Regions from separate parts of the Homo sapiens genome. Here region 2 is linked to region 1. Evidence: read pairs that join two places in POLR2A ChIA-PET (ENCODE). Cell type or tissue: OCI-LY7. All regions are shown on one strand. Each heading gives the region's core, and the rest is flanking DNA. Links, peaks and the distances in the headings are about the cores only. Region 1 has its middle 42 kb from the start of PTMA. Region 2 overlaps LINC00471 (long intergenic non-protein coding RNA 471).

Region 1 (7,239 bases), core at 1,380-6,379:
TGCGCCAAGCCTGGAGTCAAGAGTGGGCGAGGCTCTCGGCCGCTCCGCCCCGGGCCGCCTTCGCTCCGCCCCTCGCCCGCCATTTCGTGCTCCGCCGCGTCTCCCGCGTCTGGGGCGCGGCTTCCGCGTGATGGACGCCCGGAAGCCGGCACAACAAATGCCCAAGCGCCAGGGCTTCGCTGTCTGCAGGTCCTTCCGCTGCCCGCGGAGCGAAGATGGCGCCTAGAGCTTGCAGCGTTGCCCAAATATGGGGGGAATTAGGCGCCTCTACCTCCTCAAGAAGGGTCTGCCGGCTGACCTCGGGGGTGTGCACGTCCTTCTGTGTGCAGAACCCTGGGGCGTGCGCCTTTCTGTATGTGCACAACCTCGGAAGTGTGCGCATACCCTTGCTTACACTCCCTAGCACGCACACCAAAACTCTGGCATGCACGAACCCGCGGGTTTCCATGTTTTCGTATGTGCACGACCTCGAGGATGTACTTGGACCCGAGAATGTCCGCATTTGTGTTTGCACAGGTCCGGGTGTGCACGGACACGTGCATTCAGGAATGTAGTGGTTCACAGAAGCCGCTGTTTGCGCGGCCCGGGGATGTACGTGGACCCTCGAGTGCTAGCCCCGCCTCCGCTGTCTGTGGCCCGCGAACACGATCTTGTTTCCGGCCTGTTTTGGATTCATTTGCACTTGCCCAGTTTACATGCAAAGCATAATCTGCCGACCACCCCAAGCAATTTTTAATCTTTCCTTCGTTCTTTCTTCACTGATTTTTTGGCTCCTGCCCTGGACCCAACTTTGCACTTGGGCGCACACGGTGATAGTGACGCAGAGCATGAAGCCAGTGGGAGAAACGCCTAGAAATAGGCAGTTAGGACAACCTGAGACCACTGTGAAGGAGGCGCTTGGCTTGTCAATGACAGGGGAAGCGGCCTGGAGGAAGCCGTGAGCCGAGACCAGGGCATGGGGTAGAGGGAATAGGGTAATGGGCCCAGGACTGTTTGGGGAGGCATTCAGTCTCATTTGAGAGGATGGTGGGTGGAAGCAGAGGAGGCAGGTCATGGAGAGGAGTGTGTGGGGAAGGGACCTGTTGGTGAGGCTCGGGGGGCAGAAGACTTGGGCAGGCGTCTGAAGTGAGAGCTCGCATGGACTGGCCTCCCTAGGGAGCAGTGGGGAGAAGCAGCTGGGGCCTGGGGGTAGAGCCCGTGTGCCCACTGTTGACACCTTCGCGGGCTACTGCTCCTCGTGGCTTCTGTATGGAGCACAGGCCTCTTTCCGGGAGAGGGACTCGGACTGCAGGCTCCAGCCCTGCACTGCCATGAAAGGCCTGGGCAGGTTGTCTGCATAAGAACAGTACCTCTGGTGGTGGAAATGGAGGGAGACGCCACGGCACAGAGGACCTGTCCCAGACACGCGGGATGGCAAGCATCAGAGCTGGAGTGACTGCCGAGGTCCCCTGGTGAGGCCCTCCTTGTCTCTCCCTCAGCAGCCTAGTCCCCTCTGATTTTTTTTTTTTCTTTTTTGAGACGGAGTCTCTGTCGCCCAGGCTGGAGTGCAGTTGGCACCGTGTAGGCTCACTGCAACCTCTGTCTGCTGGGTTCAGGCACTCCTGACCTCAGGTGATCCACCCGCCTCGGCCTTCCAGAGTGCTTGGGATTACAGATGTGAGCCACCGCGCCCGGCCCGTCCTCTGTTTATGGTTACGGGTACTCTCCAGTCATGCTCACGGAAAACCTCTCCCTGGAGGTGTCTGCGTTTGCCTTGAGAATCCCTCTCCACGAGGTCCCCAATGTGTCTGTCCCCAGCTCATTGGAACATGTCTCAGGGAGCAGGGGCCACTTCGCACACTTTGCAGGACAGCCTTTTTGCTGTAGGCCAGATCTTTTTTCTTTTTCCTTTTTTTGGAGACAGAGTCTTGTTCTCTTGCCCAGGCTGGAGTGCAGGTAATATGATCTCAGCTTACTGCAACCTCCACCACCTGGGTTCAAGCGATTCTCATGCCTCAGCCTCCTGAGCAACTGGGATTATAGGCATGTATCACCACACCTGGCTAATTTTTGTATTTTTAGTAGAAATGGGGTTTCACTATGTTGGCCAGGCTGGTCTCGAACTCCTGGCCTCAAGTGAACCACCCGCCTCAGCCTCCCAAAGTGCTGGGATTACAGGCACTAGCCAATGCACCCGTCCTAGGCCAGATTTTTTTTTTTTTAATCTGAAATGAAGGTTTTTTTTCAGTCACCCAGAAGACACTTTTTTGTTTTGAGAGAGAGTCTTGCTTTATTGCCCAGGCTGGAGTGCAGAGGTGCAATTTCGGGATTACAGGCACATGCTACCACGCCTGCCTAGTTTTTTGTCTTTTTAGTAGAGACGGGGTTTTCTTGGCCAGGCTGGTCTCAAACTCCTGACCTCAGATGATATTCCCGCTTCAGCCTCCCAAAGTGCTAGGATTACAGGCGTGTTCCACCGCGCCCAGCCTAGACCAGATCTGTTTTATCTGAAACGGAAATGAAGGCTTTTTTTCTGTCACCCAAAAGATACTTTCTGAGCACATGGTCTGTTAAGCCTCTGTCTGGACTAGAGATAGAGCTGTGGAGCAGTTCCTGCCTCTAAGGAACATACAGGCCCAAGTCCCAGGACATGAGGGTCCAGAAGCAGACAAACAGCTTCTTTCCACTGAACCTGGACCTGCCTTCACCCTCCCCACCCAGCCCCGTGCATCTTGAATTAAAACAGAGAAGCTGGGGATTGGATGGCGGCAGGCCCTTCTCCCCACCAAGAGAGTGGCCCTGCCAGGCACTGCCTTCCTCTTTCCCAGGCCTGGGAATTGCCCCCAGCCCCTGCTTCTGGGAGTAACGGGGAGTTGACTGCACTCTGGGACACCAGTTGGGACCCTCCTCAGAAGGGGATGGGGACAGTCCTCAGTGCAGGGCAGTCTGCGGGGGAGGCCATGGTGGGGCTATCCCACTGACCTCCCTCAGCACCATATCTGGACAGCCGTGCCACCCTGGGAGGTGGGGTGAGGGGGCCAGTGTCTAGCCGTCTAGCTGTTGTTCCCGTGACACTCAGGCCTCAGGGCAGGTTGTGCCACTTTCATCCACCAGCAGGGCCAAGGCCTGGAGCCCGCAGGGCACCAATTCTGAGATCTGCTCTAAACAAGGCCTGCATCCTTCAAAGTTGGTGAGGTGGTCTCTTCTCCTGTAGGACAGGCAGGTTTCCTACTTTCCCCAAAGGCCCCAGGACTTGGGTGATGTCCTTCTCCGTCAACGGTCCTCTCCTTCAGCACAAGGCTCCAGAGGCAGCTCCCCATCCCACCCCACTCCTGAGCAGGCGGCCGGAGCTGCCCCCTCTGAATGCCACGCTGGGCAAGGGGTCCGTGCCTGGGAAACACCTGGTGGGCAATGCTCTGGCCTCAAGAATAAACAACGGGGATCTAGATGATGCCACCGTCCTCAGTCTCTGACCTCCAAAGGAGCCACATTCAAGAGAAGGGAGGTCCCTCCACAAATGAGACAGCAGAAGAATAAATGCTACCCTGTGCCTGCCGACTTCCTGCAGAGGTCTGTGGGCTCGTGTAAATAATTGAATGGAAAACTTCAGAAGGAAGGCAGCCCACGGGAGCCTGGCCTTGCCCGCCAGAAAGCAGGTTATAAAATGTTTCCCATGTAAGTGGTGGCTGGGGGTAGTCAGGAGGCCTAGTTACAACCCCGAGAAGTAAGGCTGCCCTGGGCTCCCAGGGGAAACACTGGGCTGGGTGGGTGGGCGCTCTTCAGGGAGTAGATTCCTCCCGGCCACCCTCAGCTCCTAGTCTCTTGGGTGTGGTAGCTCCAAGATCTCAAAGCCCAATCGCCGAGCCCGGTGGTTTCCGATGTGTCCTACCCTCCCTCCTGCTGCACATGCAGCTTGCATTGCTGGGGAGTAAGGGGAGATGATTTCCGGCCAGCACAGGCAAAGCCAGGCAGGGAGTCCCCTGAGGCGGCGCAGCAGGAGGACCACCAAGTGTGGCCCATACGCCCGGCATCCGGCCCTCTCCCTGCCTTGTCCTCAGCTGAGGCCTGAGGTGAATTGTAGGCTGGGCCGATTCCCCACCCCTGGCCTCAGGGCGGTTCCTCCTGGGTCCAACTGCCCCAGCCCAGGCCATCTGGGAGGCAGGCTGGGCGGGGAGAGAGGGAGGGAGGACGTGTGTGAGCCACTGCCCAGCCCCCGAGGCACAAACATTTCCTTATGTGGTGGCTCTGAGTGCCCGGGCGACACCCTAGAGGCTGCTGGGGAGGGCCAGGGCCGGACACACCCTGGGTGATCGCAGAAGCAGAGCCCCTGCCCAACAGGATCTTGGCCTCATCTTGTGGAGGAACGGACCCCCACCTGGCTCTTTGTCCCCTGGAGTGGCCCACAATCCCCTAGGAGGAAGTGGTCACTGCTTCTGTACGGGATGTTTCCCCAAATTCCCCGTGTTTGCAAGAGAAACTGTGAGATTAGAGGTACAGCAGAGACCCCAGCCCCGGGACAGGAAGGGGTGAAGGGTGGGCTGGCAGGCCCCTAGCCTCAGGGTGCGCCTCCCGCACCGCCCCCCACTCAGCACCAGGCACGGCGCTACTCCCTTTGTTTCCGGCAGGCTTTGGGAGCTATATTTGGCTGTGGGGGGATAACAGGGTGACTCATGGGAGGGACGGCCCGGGGTGGGAAGTGGAGGAGCTGTGTCTCTGGAAATGCGGCTCCCTCTGTTCCCAAGCCTGCCGCAGGTGCTAGCCCTCCGTGAGCGCTGAAAGCAAAACAGCCAACAACGCCAGGGCTCCCACCTGTAATCTCAGCACTTTGGGAGGCCGAGGGGGGCAGATTGCTTGAGCCCAGGAGTTTGAGACCAACCTGGCCAGCACAGTGAGACCCCGTCTCTACAGAAAAAAATTAGCCAGGTGTGACGGTGCACGCCTGTGGTCCCAGCTACTCTGGATGCTGAGGCAGGAGAATCACCTGAGCCTAGAAGTTCAAGGCTGGAGAGAGCCGAGATCACGCCACTACACTCCAGCCTGGGCAACAAAATAAGACCCTATCTCAAAAAAAAAAGAAAGAAAGAGAAAAGAAAAAGAAACTGGGCAGACCCAGCATAGCTGCCTCCCACAGCAACGCAAGGCTGCATGGTCCCTGCACTTGCTCTCGGGGTGTAGGACATTGACCTCAGGGGGCACCCCAGCTGTCCAGAGTCTGGTTAGCACACCCCAGGCCTGATCCCCTGGGATGTCTACTCAGACCCCCGAACTGCCCTAGCTTCTCAGGCCAGTGTCATTTCTCCAAGGTGACAGCCTTTAAAGCAGATTTGAATGGCTGACAGGGCGTGTTCCCCATGGGATATGTATTTTATTGTTGTTTTATGGCTTTTTTTTTTTTTCTTGAGACAGAGTCTCACTCTGTCGCTCAGGCTGAAGTGCAATGGAGCAATCTCGGCTCACTGCAACCTCTGCCTCCTGGGTTCAAGCGATTGTCCTGCCTCAGCTTCCCAAGTAGCTGGGATTATAAGCACCTGCCACCATACCTGGAGAATTTTTTTTGTTTTGTTTTGTTTTTTGAGACACACCTGGCTAATTTTTGTTTTTGTTGTTGTTTGTTTTTTTTTTTTGAGACAGAGTTTCCCTCTTGTTGCCCAGGCTGGAGTGCAACGGTGCAATCTCGGCTCACTGCAACCTCCGCTTCCCAGGTTCAAGCAATTCTCCTGCCTCAGCCTCCCAAGTAGCTGGGATTACAGGCACGTGCCACCACACCCAGCTAATTTTGTATTTTTAGTAGAGATGGGGTTTCTCCATGTTGGTCAGGCTGGTCTCGACCACCTGACTTCAGGTGATCCGCCTGCCTCGGCCTCCCAAAGTGCTGAGATTACAGGCATGATGAGCCACTGCGCCCGGCATTTTTGTATTTTTAGTAGAAATGGGGTTTCACCATGTTGGCTGGGCTGGTCTCGAACTCCTGACCTCAGGTGATCTGCCTGCCTTGGCCTCCCAAAGTGTTGGGATTACAGGCATGAGCCACCGTGCCTGGCCAGGATATTTTTTAAATGGGGCTCCAGTAAGAAATGTGCTCATTCCAGTGCATCTTGAATTGGTCTGATTTCAGGGAGTATATAGGTTGAGGCTGACTCCGAAAGTTAACCCTGGTCTAGGAGGCCTTGGCATGCCAGCACCGCCAGTACCACCCCCACCGGGCTGAGGGGATGAGCCTGCTGGGCCTGGCTGCCAGCTGGCCCTGCGACTCCCATCTTTTCTCCGACAGCCCCTTGATGCTCGGCTCCCCGGGGTCTGTCCTTGGTCCCTCAGTCAAGGGACATCCATCTCTAAATTGCCTTCCTCCCTTGGTCAAGGGACATGCATCTCTAAAGTGCCTTCCTCCCAGCGACTACCCTTACCACCTGACACTGGGAAAGTCACCTCCTGCCTCAGAGCTCCCATTGGCCCCAGCCCAACTTGCCCCATCCTGATTCAGTGGGAATGGGTAGGATTCAAGCCCCCCAGTTCGAGACCCAGTCTTCTGTGGTACACTAGGATCCCAGAGCTGAAGTAGAGAATCTGGTTAATACATCAGTGTACAGACTCTTCAGTTTTAAGATTCTCTTTCCATACTGGGGGAGGTCTCAGGAATCTGTAGAAGGTAGATGGGGAAATGGACACTCAGAAGCATCAGACACTTCACAATCCAGATGCTGATAAAATGGCCAAACCTTGGTGTTCAAAGGGATCTTAGTGGTCATCTCATTCAACCCAACTACCCAAAGCAGAAATCTCTTCTACTGCTTCCTTGATTGCTTCCAGCAGCGGGGAACTCACTGCCTTGGTATGGTTTTGTTTTGCTTCTTGTTTTTGAGATAGTCTCTCTTTGTCACCTAGGCTGGATTGCAGTGGCATGATCATGGCTCACTGCAGCCTTGACTTCCTGGGCTTGAGCGATCCTACCTTCTCAATCCACTCCCCCTCAAAGTAGCTGGGACTATAGGTGTGTGCCACCATGCCCCACTTATTTCTGTATTTTTAGCAGAGGCAGGGTTTTGCCATGTTGCCCAGGCCAGTCTTGAACTCCTAGGCTCAAGTGATCCTTCTGCCTTGGCCTCCCAAAGTGCTGGGATTACGGGTGCGAGCCACCACGCCCGGCGGGTGTGTTCTGTCTTATACTTAAAGGAATTAAAATTTTCCTCCTTCAGCGTCTGTCCTCGTGGTCCTTGTTCTGTGTGTTCTGTGAAAGCAGAGTTACAGGGTGGTTTGCTACCC
Region 2 (7,239 bases), core at 1,173-6,172, 160 kb before region 1:
TTGCCCAGGCTGGAGTGCAATGGCGCGATCTCGGCTCACTGCAACCTCCGCCTCCCAGGTTCAAGCGATTCTCCTGCCTCAGCTTCCCGAGTAGCTGGGATTACAGGTGCCCGCCACCACGCCTGGCTAATTTTTTCTGTTTTTAGTAGAGACAGGTTTCACCATGCTGGCCAGGCTGGTCTGGAACTCCTGACCTTAGGTGATCTGCCCACCTTGGCCTCCCAAAGTGCTTGGATTACAGGCGTGAGCCACCACACCTGGCCTTCAGAAGGTTTCATCGTGGGGACATGCTTTATTTTTATTTATTATTATTTTTTAAGATGGAGTTTCACTCTTGTTGCTCAGGTTGGAGTGCAATGGTGCAATCTCGGCTCACTAACCTCCGCCTCCCGGGTTCAAGTGATTCTCGTGCCTCAGCCTCCCAAGTAGCTGGGACTACAGGTGCCTGCCACCATGCCTGGCTAATTTTTTGTATTTTTAGTAGAGACAGGGTTTTACCATGTTGACCAGGCTGGTCTCGAACTCCTGACCTCAGGTGATCCACCTGCCTCAGCCTCCCAAAGTGCTGGGATTACAGGCGTGAGCCACCATGCCTGGCCTGGTGCACTTTTTTTTGAGAGGCAGTCTTGCTTTGTCGCCCAGGCTGGAGTGCAGTGGCGCGATCTCGGCTCACTACAACCTCTGCCTCCCGGGATCAAGCGATTCTTCTGCCTCAGCCTCCTGAGTAGCTGGGATTACAGGCGCATACCACCATGCCTGGCTAATTTTTTCTATTTTTAGTAGAGACGGGGTTTCACCATGTTAGCCAGGATGGTCTCAAACTCCCGACTTCAGGTGATCCGCCTGCCTCGGCCTCCCAAAGCGCTGGGATTACAGGCGTGAGCCACTGCACCTGGCCTCTGGTGCACTTTTATATCAGTAAAACCAGTCTTCAGTTTTGATGAGTTACCAATATTTTTCCCTGGTGTGTCACTTGTCTTTTGACTTTGCTTATGGGGATTTTTTTTTCCTCCATGTAAAAATATATTTCTGCAGTCAAATTTATATATCTTTTTTTTTTTTCTTTGAGACAGAGTTTCCCTCGCTCTTGTCACCCAGGCTGTTGTGCAATGGCATGATCTCAGCACACTGCAACCTCCACCTCCTGGGTTCAAGCGATTCTCCTGCCTCAGCCTCCCGAGTAGCTGGGATTACAGGCGCCCACCATCATGCTCAGCTAATTTTTTTGTATTTTTAGTAGAGACAGGGTTTCACCATGTTGGCCAGGCTGGTGTGGAACTCCTAACCTCAGGTGATCCACCCGCCTCGGCCTCCCAAAGTGCTGGAATTACAGGTGTGAGTCATTGTGCCTAGCCAAATTTATATAACTTTTCTTTTGGGACTTCCAGGATTGTGTCATACTTCAAAAGGCCTTCCTCTCCTGAAGATTATTAAAACAAATAAAACCCAAAAATATTCTCTATGTCTTCCTCTAATACTTTATGGTTTCATATTTTACATGAAATCTCTAATGAACCTGTAATTTAATTTGGTGAAAGGTATGAATAAGGACATATCGAGTCAGATTCTTTCTTCTTGAGACAGAGTTTTGCTCATTGCCCAGGCTGGAGTGAAGTGGCACGATCTCTGCTCGCTGCAACCTCTACCTCCTGGCTTGAAATGATTCTCCTGTCTCAGCCTCCTGAGTAGCTGGGATTACAGGTGTGTACCACCATGACTGGCTAATCTTCTGTATTTTTAATAGAGACGGAGTTTTACCACGTTGGCCAGGCTGGTCTCAAACTTCTGAGCTCAGGTGATCCCCCCGCCTCGGCCTCCCAAAGTGCTGGGATTATAGGCATGAGCCACCGTGCCTGGTCTGAGTCAGATTCTTAAACATAATGCACCACATTCTGTTGTTGTTTTTGTTTTGTTTTGTTTTTGAGATGGAGTCCCATTCTGTCACCAGACTGGAGTGCAGTGGCCCAATCTTGGCTCACTGCAACCTCTGCCTCCCGGGTTCAAGCAATTCCCCTACCTCAGCCTCCCGAGTAGCTGGGACTACAGGAGCGTGCCACAACGCCCAGCTAATTTTTTGTATTTTAGTACAGACGGGGTTTCACCATGTTGGCCAGGATGGTCTCAATCTCCTGACCTCATGATCCGCCAGCCTCAGCTTCCCAAAGTGCTGGGATTACAGGCATGAGCCACCATGCCCAGCCTGCACCACACTCTTTTCTGGCATAGGTACTATGCTTTATTTCACATGGCCATGGAGTCTCTGGTTTCTCTTATCTCCCCTTTATTTATTTTTTATTATTTTTAATTTAGGACATATCAGATATTAAACTGAAAAAACAGATACTACACTTGATCTTAGCCAAAAGGCTGAGAAGTGATACAGTAATTCTTCAGGTAGAGAAATGATTACAAAGATTTAAGTATATTTAATTAAAACCTAATTAAACTTCGAGAAATTATATAGCTTTTGGCAGGAACTTGTTTGCTGGTTTTCTGGAGACTATAGGCAGAGTGCTCCCAAATCTCCTCCTAGTAAACACTGCTAACAATTTGGAATTTATTCTTTCAGATTTGTTTCCTCATATTTATCATGGCTTTCCAGGTCAATACATACAGTTCTATCTTATGCTTGAAGATCTGTAGTATTCTTTCTAGAGATTATGTTCATCAGAACATACTGCTACAGATTATTTTAGAGTTCACCTACACCAACATATTTAGCTCAAATGTATCTGTAAACCCAATACTCAATTTTCACCTCAATGACAATCCCTTCAAAATATATTATACTCCACCCTCTCTAATTTCACCATATTCACTCTCTTACTCTACCAAAGCCTAGATATCTAAGGACAGTGTTTCATTAATTGGTTACAACATAAACCTAACAATTCAATTCTATGTGCTATTTTGGTACCTGTCCAAGCAAGTTACTAAGTACATTATTCTAGTGGAGTCAGCCCTGGAGAGAGAAGACAGAATGTACATAATCTATGAATAAATTCCAATCTTCAATCTTGTACTTGGTAGCAGATGAAGTCTCTATTTCTCTATAGCACCACTACAGTTTTCTAGGAGTTTTGGCTGTCCCTTTATGATGTCCCCTTTGGCTTTTTATGCCTACTGGCAGAAATCTGGATAACTACTCTTTCCTTCTCTAAAATCAGGCATAAAAGATTTGAGAGAATGTAAGGAAATTCCATTATGTTTGTATCCAGTAGACATACATTCTTATTCAGTACGAGGTGCAAAACATACTTTTTACTCATCCCATCTTTGCTCACTAATCTGATTTGAAAAGCATCCTCAAACACTTCTTTTAATTCATGTGGAGTGACTTTGTCAGGCAGGTTCTTGATCAAAAGTGTTTTGGCATTTTGATCTACATAAAAACAAAAGAATATTTTTGGTGAGTTTAGATTTAGTAAGCATCAAAAGTCCCCTAAGATAGAAAAAATACCCCTCGGGTGGGGCGCAGTGGCTCATGCCTATAATCCCAGCACCTTGGGAGGCCGAGGTGGGCAGATCACGAGGTCAGGAGATGAAGACCATCCTGGCTAACACAGTGAAACCCCGTCTCTACTAAAAATACAAAAAATTAGCCGAGTGTGGTAGCACGTGCCTGTAATCCCAGCTACTCGGGAGGCTGAGGCAGGAGAATGGCTTGAACACGGGAGGTGGAGGTTGCAGTGAGCCAAGATCGCACCACTGCACTCCAGCCTGGGCGACAGAACGAGACTCTGTTTTAAAAAAAAAAGAAAAAAGAAAAAATACCCCTCAAAGAGTTGCAAAGTGGAAACAATACATCTTCATTAGTTTAACAAATATTTGAACACATACTCTGGGGTAGGGCCTGTGCTACATGCTCGCTGTGAAAACACGAACTTGGCCTCTGCTCTCAGGAATGTGTTCTTGTTGGAGAAGACTGGTAAATGAGGGTCATGTAGTTATAAACTTCGATAAGTGCCAGGATGGACAAGTAAAAGGGGCAATGAGGAAGTCTAGTAGAGAAGTTTACCCTAGTGTGGGGGTAAGGAAAGAGTTTTCTGATCTGAGGAAGTGATATTTAAGCTAAAACTGGATGGATGGGTTTCAAGTAGCCAGAGACTGAGTCCTGGAAAGAATGTTATGACAGAGAAAGGTGAGCCATGCAGCTCAAGCACAGGAGAGAGGGCAAGGTGCCACGGAGGCAGGTGGCCTGTCGGAAACTGAGGACTACTTGCATCAAATTAGAAAGAATGTGATATTCCTGCCTGACCCAGAATCTTCTAGACACATGGATACCTTTGAACAAATTACCTTGTTTGCATACCTTTGTTTCCTTTCCCTTTGGTTTCTTTAATTTCATACCCAAGGACTTTTGTATCACTTAGTTCCAAGGCTTTTTCTTGATCAGCAGATTTAAAATTCACATAACCAGCCGGGCGCGGTGGCTCACGCCTGTAATCCCAGCACTTTGGGAGGCTGAGGTAGGTGGATCACGAGGTCAGGAGATCGAGAACATCCTGGCTAACACAGTGAAACCCCGTCTCTACTAAAAAAATACAAAAAAATTAGCCGGGTGTGGTGGTGGGCGCCTGTAGTCCTAGCTACTTGGGAGGCTGAGGCAGGAGAATGGCGGGAACCTGGGAGGCGGAGCTTGCAGTGAGCCAAGATCGCACCACTGCACTCCAGCTTGGGCGACAGAGCAAGACTGTCTCAAAAAAAAAAAAAAAAATTCACATAACCAAATCTCCTACAGAGATGTAGAAGAAAAGGGAAAAAGCACACACAGGTAAGATGAAAAGCATATGCCTCTGGTTAGCTAATCACGCTAGCTGTTGGAATAGAAATTAGCACTAAGTCACGAGCAGCTGCCTAATTTACAGTTTAAAAGCAAGGCTCCACAAACTGGCAGTCAGTACTATGAAGTAACTATGGAGAACTAGTTCTTACCCAGGGGGCAAGCTTGACAATCTCTAGAGACATTTTTGGCTGTTACAAACAGGGAATCATCTAGTGTCTAATGGGTAGAATCCAGGGAGGTTGCTAAACATCCCACAATGAACTGGACAGCCACCATAACATAGAACTGCCCAGCCCAGACCCGGTGCAGTGGCTCATGCCTGCAATCCCAGCACTTTGCGAGGCCAAGGCATGCAGACTGCTTGAGCTCAGGAGTTTGAGACCAGCCTGGTCAACATGTATTTCCTGTCTCTACAGAAAATACACACACACAAAAATTAGCCAGGCATAGTGGTACATGCCTGTGGTCCCAGCTAGTCAGGAGGCTGACGTGGGAAGATGGCTTGAGCTGGAGGGCAGGGGTTGCAGTGAGCCGAGATCGCACCATTGCATTCCAGCCTGGATGAAAGAGCCAGAGGCCCTGTCTCCAAAAAAAAATTGTCCAGCCCAGAATGTCAGTAATGCTGAAGTCAAGAGACCTCGTTCTAGAGCAAGGACTGAGAATCAGTGCAGAGTTTGCCTATTGACATCTCTATTGGTTTTCTGCTTAACAACTGACAAAATTTAACCAAGAGCTATAGAAAGTGTGGCTTGAAATTACAAATTTTGGCTGGGCGCAATGGTTCACACCTGTAATCCCGGCACTTTGGGAGGCTGAGGTGGGAGGATTACTTGAGCTCAGGAGTTTGAGATCAGCCTGGGCAACATGGCGAAACCTCATGTACAAAAAAGGCATGGTGATGTGTGCCTGTAGTCCCAGCTATTCAGGAGGCTGAGGTGGGAGGATTGTTTGAGTCCAGGTGGCAGAGGTTGCAGTGAGCCATGATCACACCACTGCACTCCAGCCTGGGCAACGGAGTGAGACCCTGTTTCAAAAAAAGTTATTTATTTATGTATTTATTTTTGGCTCGGTGCAGGGGTTCACACCTGTAATCCCAGCACTCTGGGAGGCTGAGACTGACGGATCACTTGAGACCAGGAGTTCAGGACCAGTCTGCGCAACATGGCAAAACCCCGTCTCTACTAAAAATACAAAAATTAGCTGGGCATGGTGGCAGGCGCTTGTAATCTTAGCTACTCGGGAGGCTGAGGCAGGAGAATTGCTTGAACCTGGAAGGTAGAGACTACAGTAAGCTGAGATCGCGCCACTGCACTCTAGCGACAGAGGGAGACTGTCTCAAAAAAATTTTTTTTTGGAATTTTTAAGAAACAGGCAGGCCACAGTGAGATCGCACCACTGCACTCTAGCCTGAGCGACAGACGGAGACTGTCTCAAAAAAAAAAATTTTTTTTTTTAATTTTTAAGAAATAGGCAGGGCACAGTGGCTCACACCTGTAATCCCAGCACTTTGGGAAGCTGAGGTGGAAGGATCACTTGAGCCCAGGAGTTTGAGACCAGCCTGAGTAAAATAGCAAGACCCTGTCTCTAAGACTTGGAAGATCTTGGGATTATTTTAATATTTTGGTTGGGAAAATGGGGTAGCAAAGTTTAATATAACAGATTTACTAAACATGAGCCACTGAAGGATTTTACATATTCATTTTAAACTGCGAGTGACTGAGGTAAAATCCCACCAAAGGGTGAAGAGCAGGTAACAAAAGGACCTGAGAAGACAGCAGCCTATGAACCATCATGAAGTACTACAAAGCTACTGGAACATCTAAATTCTCCAGGAATAGTAAGTGCTGGGCTGATATGCTCTTAAAAACCTTCTTAGTTGATTGGTATTTACCTGGACAAGCCAACTTTGACACCAACAACTTCAAGATCATTTTTAGCAAAAAATTCACTGAGGCCAACTTTTAGTTCAGCAGCAGTTTTGCTGAAATTCAGGTTTCCAACAAACAGTTGGAATGCTACACGTGGTTCAGTTGCTACACAAAAAGGTAAAAAAAAAAAAAAAGAACTCAGTTCAGAAAAAGTAGCACTAAAAGAAAATCCACTGAAAATTGTAACACCAAGCTTCTGTAGCAAATCCCATTGTTGCTCATTTGGGCTAATGGAGACTAAGTTTTTGCCAATGTGACATTCTCCATGCATCTCCTGTGCCTTAAACCACGGCCAACACGCTACCTTCTAATTTCTTTTCTTTTTCTTTTTCTTTTTTTTTTTTTGAGACAGAGTCTGGCACTGTTGCCCAGGCTGGAGTGCAGTGGCGCAATCTCGGCTCACTGCAAGCTCCACCTCCTGGGTTCACGCCATTCCCCTGCCTCAGCCTCCCGAGTAGCTGAGGCTACAGGCACCCGCCACCACGCCCGGCTAATTTTTTGTACTTTTAGTAGAGACAGGGTTTC

Evidence for each region. ChIA-PET counts read pairs that join two places held together with the same protein. Peaks named below come from ENCODE experiments on the same cell type or tissue, not always from the same donor. Only the 100,000 strongest peaks of a DNase experiment are listed, where the experiment ranks them.
Region 2: POLR2A ChIA-PET joins it to region 1 with 8 read pairs; 4 of 35 experiments call an interaction of 5 or more read pairs at or near these places.

The regions. Positions count from the first base shown.
Region 1 is chr2:231,662,408-231,669,646 of GRCh38, forward strand. No RefSeq gene overlaps it. Among named protein-coding and RNA genes, the nearest start is that of PTMA, 42 kb to the right of the region's middle. RefSeq lists enhancers at 138-4,991, 3,484-4,691, 3,830-3,889, 4,039-4,574, 4,220-4,439 and 3 more and a silencer at 4,670-4,729. In OCI-LY7, for the core only: no CTCF peak of the experiment used is centred there; DNase peaks (open chromatin) are centred at 3,544, 4,104 and 5,214; H3K4me3 peaks cover 1,757 bases; H3K27ac peaks cover 4,401 bases.
Region 2 is chr2:231,499,823-231,507,061 of GRCh38, forward strand. It overlaps LINC00471 (long intergenic non-protein coding RNA 471), which reads right to left. Exons shown (of 5, transcript NR_199863.1): 5 at 2,265-3,382. It also overlaps the pseudogene RNU2-22P. Among named protein-coding and RNA genes, the nearest start is that of LINC00471, 11 kb to the right of the region's middle. In OCI-LY7, for the core only: no CTCF peak of the experiment used is centred there; no DNase peak of the experiment used is centred there.